2 separate regions of the Homo sapiens genome follow, and region 1 is linked to region 2. A link is a loop called in an ENCODE intact Hi-C map of the cell type or tissue named here. Cell type or tissue: PC-3. All regions are shown on one strand.

What was found. Hi-C counts contacts between places; a loop is a spot of excess contacts. Peaks named below come from ENCODE experiments on the same cell type or tissue, not always from the same donor. Only the 100,000 strongest peaks of a DNase experiment are listed, where the experiment ranks them.
Region 1: it touches region 2 in a loop (23-fold over the local background); 3 of 110 quality-filtered maps call a loop at or near these places.

Annotation. Positions count from the first base shown.
Region 1 is chr1:155,725,461-155,733,460 of GRCh38, reverse strand. DAP3 (death associated protein 3) reads right to left here. Exons shown (of 13, transcript NM_004632.4): 5 at 7,971-8,000; 6 at 7,442-7,534; 7 at 5,723-5,853; 8 at 4,339-4,419; 9 at 4,095-4,253; 10 at 2,046-2,105; 11 at 1,428-1,517. Among named protein-coding and RNA genes, the nearest start is that of DAP3, 40 kb to the right of the region's middle. In PC-3, CTCF peaks have their summits at 1,510 and 4,161 (motif pointing right); a DNase peak (open chromatin) is centred at 4,220.
Region 2 is chr1:155,986,482-155,994,481 of GRCh38, reverse strand. It overlaps ARHGEF2-AS1 (ARHGEF2 antisense RNA 1), which reads right to left and starts at 3,108. Exons shown (of 2, transcript XR_001738248.2): 1 at 2,972-3,108. RefSeq lists enhancers at 4,193-4,262, 5,133-5,212. In PC-3, a CTCF peak has its summit at 4,925 (motif pointing right); a DNase peak (open chromatin) is centred at 4,931.

The DNA of each region.
Region 1 (8,000 bases), 260 kb after region 2:
AGACCATACCAGCTGCGGAGGCTCCATGCCAGGTATAACTAAAGTAATGGATACTAAAACCAGTAGGTGGAAGTTTGAGAAGTAACAGGATCTTTACCTAGTCTCAAAGTATATCTCTACAACATACATATTAATTCCAAAGCAAAATAATAACTTTACTGAAGAGAAACCAGATGGACAACACCTCAGCTAACAGTTCCAAAATCATTACCAGTAATGGGAGAAATGTGCCTCCTGATAGGATGCACTCACTCAGACATGTCATCACTTCTAACATCACTTCTATTCAGGAGGAAACCTCAGACAACCCCAAAAAGTGACCTACAAAATAGCTGGCATGCACATGCCAAAAACATAAAGATTTCAAATGACAAAGACTGACAGACTGTCACAGATTAAAGGAGACCAAAGAGACATGACAACTTTTTCTTTTTTTTGAGACGGAGTCTCGCTCTGTCACCCACGCTGTAGTGCAGTGGCGCAATCTCGGCTCACTGCAACCTCCACCTCCCGGGTTCAAGCGATTCTCCTACCTCGGCCTCCTGAGTAGCTGGGATTACAGCCACGCGCCACGACGCCTGGCTAATTTTTTGTATTTTTAGTAGAGACGGGGTTTCACCATGTTAGCCAGGATGGTCTCGATCTCCTGACCTCATGATCCGCCTGCCTCGGCCTCCCAAAGTGCTGGGATTACAGGCATGAGCCACCGCACCCAGCCAGAGACATGACAACTTAATGTAACACATTATCTGGGATTTATTTTTCTATAAAAGATACTGGGATAACTGGCTACATCAGAATAAATCCCACCAATTAGGTAAAAGTATGATATCAATGTCAATTTTCTGACTTTGATAATTATGCTCAGGGTATATTAGAGTATCTTTGTTCTTAGGAATGAGACATTATTTGGAGACAAAGAAGCATCAAGGCCAGGCGCCGTGGCTCACGCCTATAATCCTAGCACTTTGGGAGGCTGAGGTAGGCGGATCACTTGAGGTCAGGAGCTTGAAACCAGCCTGGCCAACATGGTGAAACCTCGTCTCTACTAAAAATACAAAAAATTAGCTGGGCGTGGTAGTGGACGCCTGTAATCCCAGCTACTTAGGAGGCCGAGACAGGAGAATCACTTGAACCCGGAAGGCGGAGGTTGCAGTGAGCCGAAATTGCGCCATTGCACTCAAGCCTGGTTGACAGAGCAAGACTCCGTCTCAAAAAAAAAAAAAAGAAAAGAAACTCTGGAGAAAGACGGAGACGGATAAAGCAATGATGATCAAGTTAATATTTTAGGAATCCAGGGGAAGGGCATACAGGAATATGATTTTTCTCTAAGTCTGAAATTATGTCAAAATACATAGATTAATAAAAATATTTTTCTTTAAACAGGATAACAATCTAAGTAGAAACAAATTTTCCTTTGACTTGACCTTTCCCAGCAACTCCTGGGGCAGATAGGCTTTCCGGGGCTTAAAGAGAGACCCAGTCTGGCTCAAAGCCGACACAATGGCGCCTCCATGCTGAAAGAAAAGAGAAAAGGCTGAACTGGAAAAAGTTAAAAAGGATGGAAAACTGCATTAATCATCTGTAGATTTTTTTTTTCTTTCTTGGGCATACAGTGTTACAAAAGTGTGGTCTAGCACAGTTAAATGGCAACTAAATTGGTTATTCCAGATTTGGCTCTGACAATAAACTGCTACCTGATTTTAAATTTACCATGACATATTTGTGGGTCTCAAACTCTTTTCCAAAGACGGTAAGGAGATACAAAAACACTTTAAATGTCTGCAAGCAAAATAAAATTAGGCCAATATTTAAATAAAATGGTTTTGAATAAACTTACTTTGGAAAGATTATAAACCACATATATATAGATTTTAATTCAGACTTTATTTCTAACTTGGTACAGATACAGGAATTAAATAAGACATAATAACTTACTGTCCATAAAATTAGAGACTGTAAAGTATTAGCAATGAAATAGTAGAACATGTTTAAAATGATAATACATTTCTTTCTGAAATGTGTGAGGTATCATATGCACTTACCCAATCATTTTTCATCATTTTCCTCAAGTTGTGAACAAGTGCTAATTCCTCGGGGGCAATCTGCATATCGGACAGAAAGAGAGAAGAGATCATCACGTGCCTTTCCTAGATGTTCTCCCGAAACAATTGACAACAATTTTTTTTTTTTTTTGACAGAGTCTCGCTCTGTCGCCCAGGCTGGAGTGCAGTGGCGCGATTTGGGCTCACTGCAACCTCCACCTCCTGGGTTCAAGCGATTCTCCTGCCTCAGCCTCCTGAGTAGCTGGGACTATAGGCGCGCGCCACCAGAGCCTAATTTTTTTGTATTTTTAGTAGAGACAGGGTTTCCCCGTGTTAGCCAGGACGGTCTCAAACTCCTGACCTTGTGATCCACCCACCTCGGCCTACCAAAGTGCTGGGATTACAAGCATGAGCCACTGCACCTGGTGACAACAATTTTTTTAAAACCCTCAACTAAGACATAATTGTATACCTGAAGGTACTCCCTCTAGGATAAGCCACGTAGCCTCTGGCCCTAGAACTGCCATGCTTCTGGAGATTAACAGTCACTGAGAAAAACACCCACTGCCCCAAACCAGCCCCATTTTGATGCTTCTGATCTCCTCTGCTTAGACCATCTAGACTCATTTTGAAAAAAGAATCAAAAGACAGATAAAAATTAAGAAAGAAAACATAGCTTCTGCTGTCATTCTCTTTCCACAACATACTCCCTTAGTTTTCAATGAATAGTGGAACTCTTGGCATTACCTCCTCCTCTGATTCCATTTTACTGTTTATCTTTTCTTTTTTTTTATTTTTTTGAGACAGAGTCTCATTCTGTTGCCCAGCCTGGAATGCAGTGGCACGATCTCCACTCATTGCGGGCTCTGCCTCTTGGGCTCAAGCCATCCTCCCATCTTAGCCTTCCAAGTAGCTGGAGCTACATACAGGTGCAAACCACCATGCCCAGCTAGTTTTTTATATTTTTTGTAGGGACAGGGTTTCACTGTGCTGCCCAGGCTGACCTCAAACTCCAAACTCCTGGACTCAAGCAAATCACCTCTTGGCCTCCTAAAAGTGCTGGGATTTATCAGCCATCACACCAGGCCTTGCTGTTTATCTTCACATATATATACGAATATGTATGTGTGCATATGCATATACGAATATGTATGTGTGCATATATACGTATATATACATATATACATATATGAATATTATATATACATATATACATATATGAATATTATATATACATATATGAACATATAGGTATATTCGTATATTATGAAAACATATGAATATATGTATATATAAATATATATGAATATATGTGTGTATATATACATATATGAATATATATGTGTGTATATATACATATATATGAATATATATATATGGCGATCTCGGCTCACTGCAACCTCCGCCTCCTGGGTTCAAGCGATTCTCCTGCCTCAGCCTCCCGAGTAACTGGGATTACAGTCATGCACCACCATGCCCGGCTAATTTTGTATTTTTAGTAGAGATGGGTTTCTCCATGTTGGTCAGGCTGGTCTCGAACTCCAAGCTCAGGTGATCCGCCCGCCTCAGCCTCCCCAAGTGCTGGGATTACAGGCATGAGCCACTGTGCCCAGCCATATATATATTTTTTAAGAGACAGGATTTCACTCTGTCACCCAGGTTGGTGTGCAGTGTTGCAATCATGCCACACTACAACCTTGAACTCCAGGGCTCAAGTGATCCTCTGGCCTCAGCCTTCCAGTAGCAGTGACTACAGGTGTGTGCCACCATGCCAGCTACCGGCTAATTTCTTATTTTTTTAGAGGCAGGGGCCTTGCTATAGTGCCCATCCTAGTCTTGAACTCCTGGCCTCAAGCGATCCTCCCACCTCAGCCTCGTGAGCCAATGGGATTACAGGCGTGAGCCACTGCACCCAGCTCTTTACTGTTTATCTTCAAATATTCCTAGGGCAAGAAAACATATTGCATGGTCTACAAGGCTAAGACCCAGCCTCCATACTGATGGAATCAGAAATCAGAGAAACAAGATAGAGACACCCAGTTTTCCTACCGGGCTTTTATCTTCTCTTTTCAGAGTGGTTCTTCCCCAAAGAGCATTGATTCCATCCACGGCCACTAGGAGGTGAAACATACCCAAAGAACTTTGCCTCTTTAGCTCTTTCAGCACAATTCCAACTGCATCTGTGGCGTTCCTCACCCGTGTTATGCCCTATTGGGAGAGACAGTGGATTGTAGTGCTACCAGAGGCCTTCTCTTGTTATCGCATGTTACACATTCAGTGTTTTTTCTTATACCTGTTCAACCACTTCTCCCAGAGGACTCCCTTTCTCAGTGCTTTCTCTCTTATTCCAGACATACTTCTCTTGAACTTTTATCTAAAAGCAAGCAAAGAAAATAAAAACCAAAAAAAAGGCTACTTGGCCTAAGGGTGAAACCATCCCTTGAAAAGGTTGGAGGCTAAGGTTAACAGGAGTTCATTTTAATCTATTGTTCAGGTTCTGTAAGAGACCTCAATGTAGAAGTGAATGCTTTCTTTTCTTTCTTTTTTTTTTTTTTTGAGACAGCTTCTTTCTCTGTAACCCAGGCTGAAGTGCAGTGGCATGATCTCAGCTCGCTGCAACATCCACCTCCCAGGTTTAAGGGATTCTCTTGCCTCAGCCTCCCAAGTAGCTGGGATTTCAGGCGTGTGTCACCACGCCTGGCTAATTTTTGTATTTTTAGTAGAGATGGGGTTTCGCCATGTTGGCCAGGCTGGTCTAGAATTCCTGACCTCAGGTGATCTGCCCACCTCGGCCTCCCAAAATGCTGGAATTACATGTCTGAGCCACACGCCTGACCTCTTTTATCTTTTTTTTGAGACCATATCTCGCTCTGTTACCCAGGCTGGAGTACAATGGCGCTATCTCGGCTCACTGAAACCTCTGATTCCCAGGTTCAAGAGATTCCCCTGCCTCAGCCTCCTGAATAGATGGGCCTACAGGCGTGCACCACCACACCCGGCTAATATTTGTATTTTTAGTAGAGATGGGATTTCACCATGTTGGCCAGGCTCATCTTGAACTCCTGACCTCAGGTGATCTGCCTGCCTTGGCCTCCCAAAGTGCTGACATTACAGGTGTGAGCCCCTGTGCCTGACCAAAGTGAATGCTTTCTAATCCATTTCTGCTTGGAGCCTTGAATAAACATACATAAGGGATTCTGATGAAAATGTCCAGAATGAGACTCTGGCATCTGCATTTTTAACAAGCTCTTAGGTGACTCTGCTTTATATCCAGAGTTGAAGGCCCCTGGTCTAGACAGGGTATCTAAGAATCACCAGGGTAAAGAAGAATTTTTCCAATACATTTCTGGTTCCCTAAAAAGATATTGTCTGGAGAAAATCATGTAGTTGGAAATGTGCTTGCGAGGGATTGGAGGCTGTACCTTGAAAAGTCAATGAATCAACTGGATTTCACTTTGCTACCCACAAAATGGGAACAACTTACTGTTGCCTATTTATTTCACATGGATAAATGAGTTTCAAGTTATGAGTCCACTGTGAGCAAAACGTATGAAAGAAATTAAAAATGATACAGTTATTCCAACTCCAGTATCAGTTCTCCATAGTCTATTGGTACTCAGGGCACAAAGAATCCATGTAAGGACTACCTAGCACTCAACTTCTGGGAGTCTAGTCACCTGGTTCAGGAAGCGCTCATTTGTAGTTTTGAAATTCTTCAGCCAGGTTGAAGCCTCTAAAGGTTGATCAAAGCGCTGTTTGTTGTAGCTGGACTGCAGAAGATCCCGACAATTTTTCACCCAAAGATGAGCTTTAAAAAAAAGAGGCAGAAGAAAACAAGCCAGGCAGAAACTGTATTCAACTCGAAATATTCTATGCCTCTTTTAAGTTATGGGAAATGACTTTAGTTTCTCATATATATATTTCTTTTCTTTTTTTTTTTTTTTTTTGAGACAGGGTCTTGCTCTGTCACCCAGGCTAGAAGGCAGGATGTGATCACAGTTCACTGTAACCTTGAACTCCTAGGCTCAGGCAATCATCCTGCCTCAGCCTCTCAAAGTGCTGTTGAACCACTATGCCTGGCCTTGTCAGGTCCATCTTAGACTAAACATTATCATTAGAATCAATATATAAAACATACCAAGTGTATTAAATATCACTTCTGCTTTCTGGCAGGTTTGAAAGGTAAGTCAGAAAATGTGGATGTTACATAAGCAGGGTTGTTTAAAAAAGAAAGAAAATGTGGATGCACACAACACTGAACAAAAAAGAGACAAATGCAAGTTTTGACAATCCATACTGACGACTCTAGAATGCTGATAAATAGTAAAAGGCTCTATGGGTACTCAGGACTGTTAACAGATGGCAAAAACAAAACAAAACAAAACAAAACAAAACTCCATGGCGACCTCTAAGGCAGAAGTTTATGTCCATGGGTATTAAATATCAAAAGAAGGACTGCTTAGCATCAAAAGGCTTCAGGAAGCTTTTAGCCGAATTTCCTTTTGTCACATTGACTTCACCTTATAATCTGCTTGGCAGTAATATCACGAAGAAATCATGATGGATGAGCTCAGTCTGCTCTACATCTGGAGTAAAGGCTTTTCTTCTTCTTCTTTTTTTTTTTTTTTTTTGAGACAGGGTCTTGCTTTGTTGCCCACGCTAGAGTGTAGTGGTGCGATCACAGCTCACTGCAGCCTCCTCCTGGGCTCTAAGCAATATTCCAGCCTCAGCCTCCCAAAGTGCTGGGATTATAGGTTTGAGCCATCGTGACTGGCAAAGGCTTTTCCTTTAGCTATCAGATCCCTGTTAGGAAAGTAAAGCTGAGGCCGGGTGCAATGGCTCATGCCTGTAATCCCAGCACTTTGGGAGGCCAAGGCAGGTGGATCACCTGAAGTCAGGAGTTCGAGACCAGCCTGGCCAACATGGTGAAACCCTGTCTCTACTAAAAATACAAAAAAAATTAGCCGGGCATGGTGGCGGGCGCCTGTAGTCCCAGCTACTCAGGAGGCTGAGGCAGAAGAATGGTGTGAACCCGGGAGGCGGAGCTTGCAGTGAGCTGAGATCGTGCCACTGCACTCCAGCCTGGGCGACAGAGCAAGACTCCGTCTCAAAAAAAAAAAAAAAAAAAAATTAGCTGGGCGTGGTGGTGTGGTGGGCGCCTGTAATCCCAGCTACTTGGGAGGCTGAGGCAGGAGAATCTCTTGAGCCTGGGAGGCGGAGGTTGCGGTGACCTGAGATTGCGCCTCTGCACTCCAGACTGGCCGACAAGAGCGAAACTCCATCTCAAAAAAAAAAAAAAAAAGAAAAGAAAAGAAAAGAAAATTAAAGCTGCAAGGCTACCACAGTAACAGGATAACTAAACCTAACAGACAGAAGAAACAACAGGAAGTTCTTACCATCTGGAATATGTAGTATCAGCCAGTCCTGTTTTGCACAGAAATGAATAACATGGCAAAGACTTAGGGTTTTTCCTGTTCCCTTCTCTCCATCTAAAGTATATGTTGTTAAAGAAAACATGACTGGAAGGATCACTTGTATGTGAACAGTAGTTATGCTTTGTTTTGTTTTTTTGAGATGGGGTTGGAGTGCAGTGGCTTGATATCAGCTCACAGCAACCTCCGCTTCCCGGGTTCAAGCGATTCTCCTGCCTCAGCTTCCCAAGTAGCTGGGATTACAGGTGCACGCTACCACACCCGGCTAATATATTGCATTTTTAGTAAATGCGGGGTTTCGCCATGTTGGCCAGGCAGGTCTTGAACTCCTGACTTCAGGCGATACGCCTGCCTCGGCTTCCCAAACTCCTGGGATTATAGGTGTGAGCTACCATGCCCGGCCTCAACAGTACTTTTTTTCATTTCTTCTGTTGCCTTATTTGAGGGGAGAAAGCATTGGTTCATGAGGGTCCACGCAGGCAGGAAAGGATACACAGAAGATATCGTATAGCTGGATAAGCAA
Region 2 (8,000 bases):
TTTTTTTTTGAGACGGAGTCTTGCTCTATTGCCCAGGCTGGAGTGTAATGGCGCGATCTCGGCTCACTGCAACCTCTGCCTCCTGGGTTCAAGCGATTCTCCTGCCTCAGCCTCCCAAGTAGCGGGGACTACAGGCACGTGCCACCATGCCTAGCTAATTTTTGCATTTTTAGTAGAGACAGGGTTTCACCATATTGGCCAGGCTGGTCTCGGACTCCTGACCTCGTGATCTGCCCGCCTTGGCCTCCCAAAGTGCTGGGATTACGGGCGTGAGCGACTGCGCCCAGCCTGTGGCGCAGCACTTTCTTCTCAGCTGCTCTGGGTGGGGTGAGGGCAGTGAACAGATTGCAGTGACGGAGGAAAGTAGATTGAAGGGACAATAACTGATAACCTGGACTTCCCTGGGGTGGTTAAGACAACCTGGAGAAGGTCTGACAGCCCCACAGAAAGCCTTGAAAGAGGGAAGGTTTTGGGTCCCGGCTTCCTGATCCTTCTGGGCACTCCTGATGTCTAAGTAGCTAGAAGTGGTCCCAGGAGAAAGGGAGCCTGGGAGACTCATTAGAGCAGAAGGTCGAGAGAGACATGGCCTAAGAGTGAAGTGTACAGAGGTATGCAGTAAATGCTATTTCCCTTCCTGCCCTTCCTGCCCCTGGTACTCTGGGACTTGGCACTTCTTTCTGGAGTGGGGCTTATCATTTTCAACTTTAAGAGCACCTGAGGGTTCTTAATTCTGAGACACACTGAGGCAAGCCATGATGCCAACCGGGAGTGTTGGGCACTGAGAACAACGCCCATTTGGGAGAGAGTGGAGGAAATGTGTGCTCTGTGGCTGATGCTTGGAGCCCTTCTCTTTGCACCATGGAGAGAGGTCAGACTGGCTTTCACTCTGCATATGACCAGACTCTTAGAAGAAGAAATCATGCCGGGCATGGTGGCTCACACCTGTAATCCCAGCACTTTGGGAGGCAGAGGTGGGCAGATCACCTGAGGTCAGGAGTTTGATACCAGCCTGATCAACATGGAGAAACCCCATCTCTACTAAAAAAAAATACAAAATTAGCTGGGCCTGGAGGCGCATGCCTGTAATCCCAGCTACTCAGGAGGCTGAGGCAGGAGAATCACTTGAACCCAGGAGGCAGAGATTGCGGTGAGGTGAGATCACGCCATAGCACTCCAGCCTGGGCAACAAGAGTGAAGCTCCATCAGAAGAAGGAGAAGAAGAGGAAGGGGGAGGAGAGGGAGAGGGAGAAAGAGAAATCACAACACTTTATCACTCATGAACCTTTTCTCCCTGCTACTTTTTTCTACCTTTTTTTTTTTTTTTTTTTTGAGATGGAATCTTGCTGTTGTCATGCAGGCTGGAGTGCAATGGCACAATCTTGGCTCACTGTGACCTCCGCCTCCCAGGTTCAAGTAATTCTCCTGCCTCAGCCTCCCAAGTAGTTGGGATTATAGGCGCCCGCTACCACGCCCGGCTAATTTTTTTTCTTTTTTTTTTGAGACAAAGTCTCGCTCTGTCGCCCAGGCTGGAGTCCGACCTCAGCTCACTGCAAGCTCCGCCTCCTGGGTTCATGCCATTCTCCTGCCTCAGTCTCCCGAGTAGCTGGGACTACAGGCACCCGCCACCACACCCAGCTAATTTTTTTGTATTTTTAATAGAGACGGGGTTTCACCGTGTTAGCCAGGATGATCTTGAACGCCTGACCTCGTGATCCGCCCACCTCAGCCTCCCAAAGTGTTGGGATTACAGGAGTGAGCCACCGTACCCGGCCTCCCCCTGCTACTTTATCTGCCTAAAATCCTCTCCCTCTACCCTGGCCAAATCCTAACCACTTTACCCTTCCAGGCACATCTCAAAGGCCATCTGCTTATTTCTGTTTCCTCCTCCCCTTTAAAAACAAAAACAGGCCCAGCGCAGTGGCTCACGCCTGTAATCCCAGCACTTTGGGAGGCCAAGGCGGGCAGATCATGAGGTCAAGAGATCGAGACCATCCTGGCTAACACGGTGAAACCCCCTCTCTACTAAAAATACAAAAAATTAGCTGGGCATGGTGGCAGGCACCTGTAGGCCTAGCTACTCGGGAGGCTGAGGCAAGAGAATGGCAGAATGGCATGAACCCGGGAGGTGGAGCTTGCAGTGAGCTGAGATTGCGCCACTGCACTATGGCCTGGGCGACAGAGCGAGACTCTGTCTCAAAAAAAAAACAAAAAAACAACGAAACAAAAAAAACAAGGCCGAGCACGGTGGCTCACGCTTGTAATCCCAGCACTTTGGGAGGCTGAGGCGGACGGATCACCTGAGGTTGGGTGTTTGAGACCAGCCTGGCTAACATGGTGAAACCCCATTTCTTCTAAAAATACAAATTATCCAGGCATGGTGGGGTGTGCCTGTAATCCCAGCTACTCGGGAGGCTGAGGCAGGAGAATCGCTTGAACCCAGGAGGCAGAGGTTGCAGTGAGCTGAGATCGCACCATTGCACTCCAGCTTGGGCAACAGGAGCGAAACTCTGTCTCAAAAAACAAAACAAAACAAAACAAAAGCAAACAGTGTCTTACTCTGTCACCCAGGCTGGAGTGCAGTGGCATGATCATAGCTCACTGCAGCCTTGAACTCCTGGGCTCAAGTGATCCTCCCACCTCAGCCTCCCAAGTAGCTGGGACTATAAGCACGTGCCACCACACCCGGCTAACATTTTGTTTTTTTGTGGAGACAGTGTCTCGCTATGTTGCCCGGGCTGGTCTAGAACAGCTGGGCTCAAGCAATCCACCCACCTCAGCCTCCCAAAGTGCTGGCTGAGCCACCGCACCTGGCCTTTTTTGAGTCTCCCAACTGGTCACGTGCCCTCACTCCTTTAACAGCCTAAAGCCTTTTGTTGAAACTTCTCTTGTGGCATTTGGCATATGTGAGCCAGTTATGGAGTCATCTGTGATTTGTTCTTTTGCTTGTTCACACACACACACACACACTCACCCACTCACTAGACTCTGATTCCTTGAGGATAGGAACAATATCTATTTCTCTTTGCTTGGCTTTCTGCTATATAAGTCCTCAGTAAATGGAATAAGAAGGAGACAATGAGGATCTCTTTATGTACTAGAAAGGACACTGAACTGGGATCCAGAAAACCTAAGTTCTAGCCTTGAGTCTGCAGCTAATTCACAATGTGACCCTGAGGTCACAATGTGTCACAATGTGACCCTGAGGTCACAATGTGTCACAATGTGACACATTATCCAGTTATGTGTCTCAGTAAAGTGAGTGGTGGCTAGGCACTCCTAAGTCCAGCTGACTGTGACACACTTCTAGTCCCAAGGTTTCAGAGTTCTAGAACCCTGCTCACTCTTATTTCCTGCTGACGCAGACTGGTCTGTGTGTGTCTCCCACGAACAGAGCCGTCCCAGACGTGTTCTGAGCAGGTGGAGACAAGGTGCCCGTGAGGCCACACTGGCCTCTGCCTTTCTGCAGTTGAATCCAGAGAACAACTGGAGGAAGAAGAGATGGGGAAATAAAGGAGGGGAATGGCTCGCATGCTGTACCCCTCCAAAGGTCAGGGGCTTTCCGGGCCCACGGCCGAAAACAAAGACGTCTTCAGAAGACATAGTTGGGGGCCTGGCAGGGAGCTCGAGGGCCCACTGAATACGTAAGCCCCCAGGGGACCTCCTGTACCTCCTTCCTTCCAGGCCTAGACCTTGGAGAAAATGGGAAAGTGGGAAGGAACTAGATAACTCTCTAGTCATCTCCCTCAAGAGACAACCATCCGAAGAACAACAAGAATCAAGGAGACCTGGGCCCTCAGTCCTTTCCCTGGAGAACCAGAGCTCAATCCCATTTGTGGGCCTTTGGGGGAGGATGGATGCTGCCTTCCAAAATATGCCTCTCCACAGTGGCTCTTACCTCCTTCTCTCAGGGAAGACTGAGGGTGGGAGTGGGAGGGAGGTGTGGAGTCAGGGGGAGTATCAGGACACTGGATCTTCTTGCTTCTGCCTCCCACGGTGGGTTTCATAGAACCACATAATGGTGTAATAGAACCACAAAGGAACTCAGAGAGCATATGGCACAATCTCCTCATTTTACAGATAAGGAAACTGAGGCCCAAAGAACTTTCAGAGATTTCTTGAGAGAGGTGGTCTCACGGTTGGGACATTTGGCCTGCCCCATTGCCAGGCCTTTGCCGGGCTTTTGGTTGCAGGCTGAGGACAACCCAGGATGTCTTGGATTAACTCATGGTCCCGCATTGCCACATGAGATCAGTTGTTCTTGCTCAGACTTCTGCATAGGCTTGGTGGACTGGAGCAGAGAGATCATCTCTTCCCCCTCCCTTGGAAAACCCCTGACCACTTCCCCAAAGTCAGAGGAAGTCAGAAAGAGAAGGTCCGGGGGTCAGCATGAAGAGTTCAGTGTGAGTGAACATTGTAGGGGCTGCTGGCCATGGAAGGGCACTGTCTCTCTGCTTTGACAATGGTCCCCTTGAACAAGTTCCTTTAGCTCTGGTGAGTGAACCAACCTTCCCTAGCTCCCGGGCAGGGCTGGCTGGTTTCAGTGAGGGGAGAGGACCCTGGGCCTTGTCCCTGAACTGGCTTGGGTGGGAACTCAGATGAGAAGCAATGCCTGCAGGGCTCATGGCACCTTCCTAAGGGTAGCTGGCTGAAAGCAGAGATGCCCAAATGCCTGGGCCCCCCTTATGTGGCACCAACTGTATCTCAGGGTCTTTCAAGTGTCACCCACCTTTCACAGTCAGGCATTAATTCTGCCCCTTGGTTAGAGAGGGAAGGGAGTCCTGAGTGCACTATTTGGCTGAGCAGGGGCAAAGGTTGGCATCAGCAACCAGGCAAGGAGGGAGAATTCAGCTTGCTCTTGCTGTTCGCCTTCCCCTGAACCCTGGCTTTCTTCTGGAGGCAGTACTGCCCTTTGACCAGCAGGGGCCACTCTTGCCCACAGCCAACTCTGCAGCCCTGGCAAAGCAGAGCCCCAAAGTAGGACCAGTTTGGGTCTGGGCTGTGCTTATGCCAACAGGAAGGGCTGGGCTGGGGGCAAGCAACAGGGCTGGGCTGAGGCGAGGCAGTGTTCCTCCCTGGTGCCCGTCACTGGCCACTGGATACAGACGGTAGTGGTGGCGATGTGTGTTTCAGGAGGAGACTGCAAGCATCGGGATGCCCAGGCCCCAAGGAGGCCCTCTTCCTGCAGATCCGAGAAGGACTGGACACCTTTCTGGGACTGCAGCACCAGGGTGGCTACGCCTCCCGGCTGGTACGGACAGACAGATCCCCATGAAGGCCCCTGCCTTGCTCCTCCTCTCCTGCCCCTCGCCTGTCTAGCCACCATTCTATCCTACGTCTCCTCTGTTCTGCCAGCTGCTGGGTCTCTCTGTGCCCGGGCATTGCTCTGGCTCCATCTGAGCGAATGGGAATCTATCGTCTATGCACCTCTGTCTGCTCCCCTGGGTCTGTGTGCTCTGTCCCTGACTCCGGGTACCCTGCCTCTGTCTCTTTCTCCAAGACTCTGTTTCTTCCTTTCTGTGTCGGTGCCTCTGTGTTGATGAGGGTGTATGTGTTCCTCTCTCAGTAAAAGGGCCCTGTTCCCCTAGTAATTATAACCACTTCTTTCTGTGGACCCCACATTTCCCCAATTTGGAGCTGAACTTATTTATTTATTTATTTACTTATGTATTTTGAGACAGGGTCTCCCTCTGTTGCCCAGGCTGGAGTGCAGTGGCGCGATCTTGGCTCACTGCAACCTCTGCCTCCTGGGATCAAGTTATTTTCCTGCCTCAGCCTCCCAAGCAGCTTGGATTACAGGCGCCTGCCACCACACTATTGGGGAACCTGCCCCGATAGTCATGTGGGTTCTTTTCTATTTTCCCTAAGCGTTGGCCAGTTTGATAAATAAAGGGACAGAGTACAAAAGAGAGAAATTTTAAAGCTGGGCATCCGGGGGAGACATCACATGTCGGTAGGTTCCGTGATGCCCCACAAGCCGCAAAACCGGTAAGGTTTTATTAGGGACTTTCAAAAGGGGACGGAGTGTACGAATAGGGTGTGGGTCACAAAGATCACGTACTTCACAAGGTAATAGAATATCACAAGGCAAATGGAGGCAGGGCGAGATCACAGGACCAGAGGACCAGGGCGAAATTAAAATTGCTAATGAAGTTTCGGGCACCATTGTTATTGGTAACATCTTATCAGGAGACAGGGTTTTGAGAGCAACCGGTCTGACCAAAATTTATTAGGCGGGAATTTTCTCTTCCTAATAAGCCTGGGAGCACTATGGGAGACTAGGGTTTATTTCATCCCTACAGTCTGGACCATAGAAGACGGCCACACCCAAGGGGGCCATTTATAGACCCACCCTCAGGGGTGCATTCTCTTTCTCAGGGATGTTCCTTGCTGAGAAAAAGAATTCAGCGATATTTCTCCCATTTGCTTTTGAAAGAAGAGAAATATGGCTCTGTTCCACCCGGCTCACCGGTGGTCAGAGTTTAAGGTTATCTCTCTTATTCCCTGAACAATTGCTGTTATCCTGTTCTTTTTTCAAGGTGCCCACATTTCATATTGTTCAAACACACATGCTGTACAATTTGTGCAGTTAACGCAATTATCACAGAGTCCTGAGGCGACATACATCCTCCTCAGCTGACAGGATTAAGAAAGTAAAGTAAAGACAGGCATAGGAAATCACAAGGGTATTGATTGGGGAAGTGGTAAGTGTCCATGAAATCTTCACAATTTTATGTTCCAAGATTGCAGTAAAGACAGGTATAGGAAATTATAAAAGTATTAATTTGGGGAACTAATAAATGTCCATGAAGTCTTCACAATCCACGTTCTGCCATGGCTTCAGCCGGTCCCTCCGTTTGGGGTCCCTGACTTCCCGCAACACCACACCCTGCAAAGTTTTGTATTTTTAGTAGAGATGGGTTTTCACCATGTTGGCCAGGCTGGTCTCAAGCTCCTGGCCTCAAGTGATCCACTCACCTTGGCCTCTCAAAGTGCAGGGATTACAGGTGTGAGCCACCATGCCCAGCCTGGAGCCGAACTTATTATCTGTGGAATGAAACTAAGATCTGGTACCCTGAACAATAATAATTCTCTAACAAAACAATCATAGGATGATCGATGGAGAAAGGATATAGAGATTGCCCAGCCTTCTGGCTTAAGTAAACACAACTGGGGGGATCTTCAACCAGGGTTTAAGGACCATTAAGGATACAGAAGGGCTTTGGAGACCCCACTGGGCCTGCTAGCCAGCAGACCCTGAGTACACTGAGATGTCTCAAGTCTGCTGGCTAAAGGTTGCCTCCCCTTCAGCTCATCATCTAGCTGGCCAGGGGTTCCAACCCTGGCCTCATTGTTTGGGCGCCTGTGGTTTGGGGGAGAGGCTGAAGGGAGCAGTATATAGCCTATCAGGGAAGCAGCAAAAAACAAAACAAAACAAAACAAAGCAAAACAAAAACTCCATGTCATCCCATCACCTGCTTTTTTTATTTTTATTTTTTGAGATGGAGTCTTGGTTTGTTGCCTAGGCTGGAGTGCAGTGGCACGATCTCGGCTCACTGCAAACTCCGCCTCCCGGATACAAACAATTCTCCTGCCTCAGCCTCCTGAGTAGCTGGCATTACAGGGGCCTGCCACCACGCCTGGCTAATTTTTCTATTTTTAGTAGACACAGAGTTTCACCGTGTTGACCATGCTGGTCTCAAACTCCTGACCTCAAGTGATCCCATCAACCGCTTTTCTCCATCAGCATCTTTGCATGTCTCCCCTGATCCCCATTTCAATGTACTACAGTAGAAAGAACAGGATTTCGGAGTCGAACTGACTGCTAGATCCTTCATTTATTTACCCGCTGAGCAATTTATTTTATCTTTCTGAAAATCAGAATAATAAATTGTCTTTTAAAATTGTGATTATTAAATGAACAAAAGGTGTCAAAGTATTCAGCACAGAGGCTGGCACATAAGATGAGCTCAATAGGCCGGGCGCGGTGGCACACGCCTGTA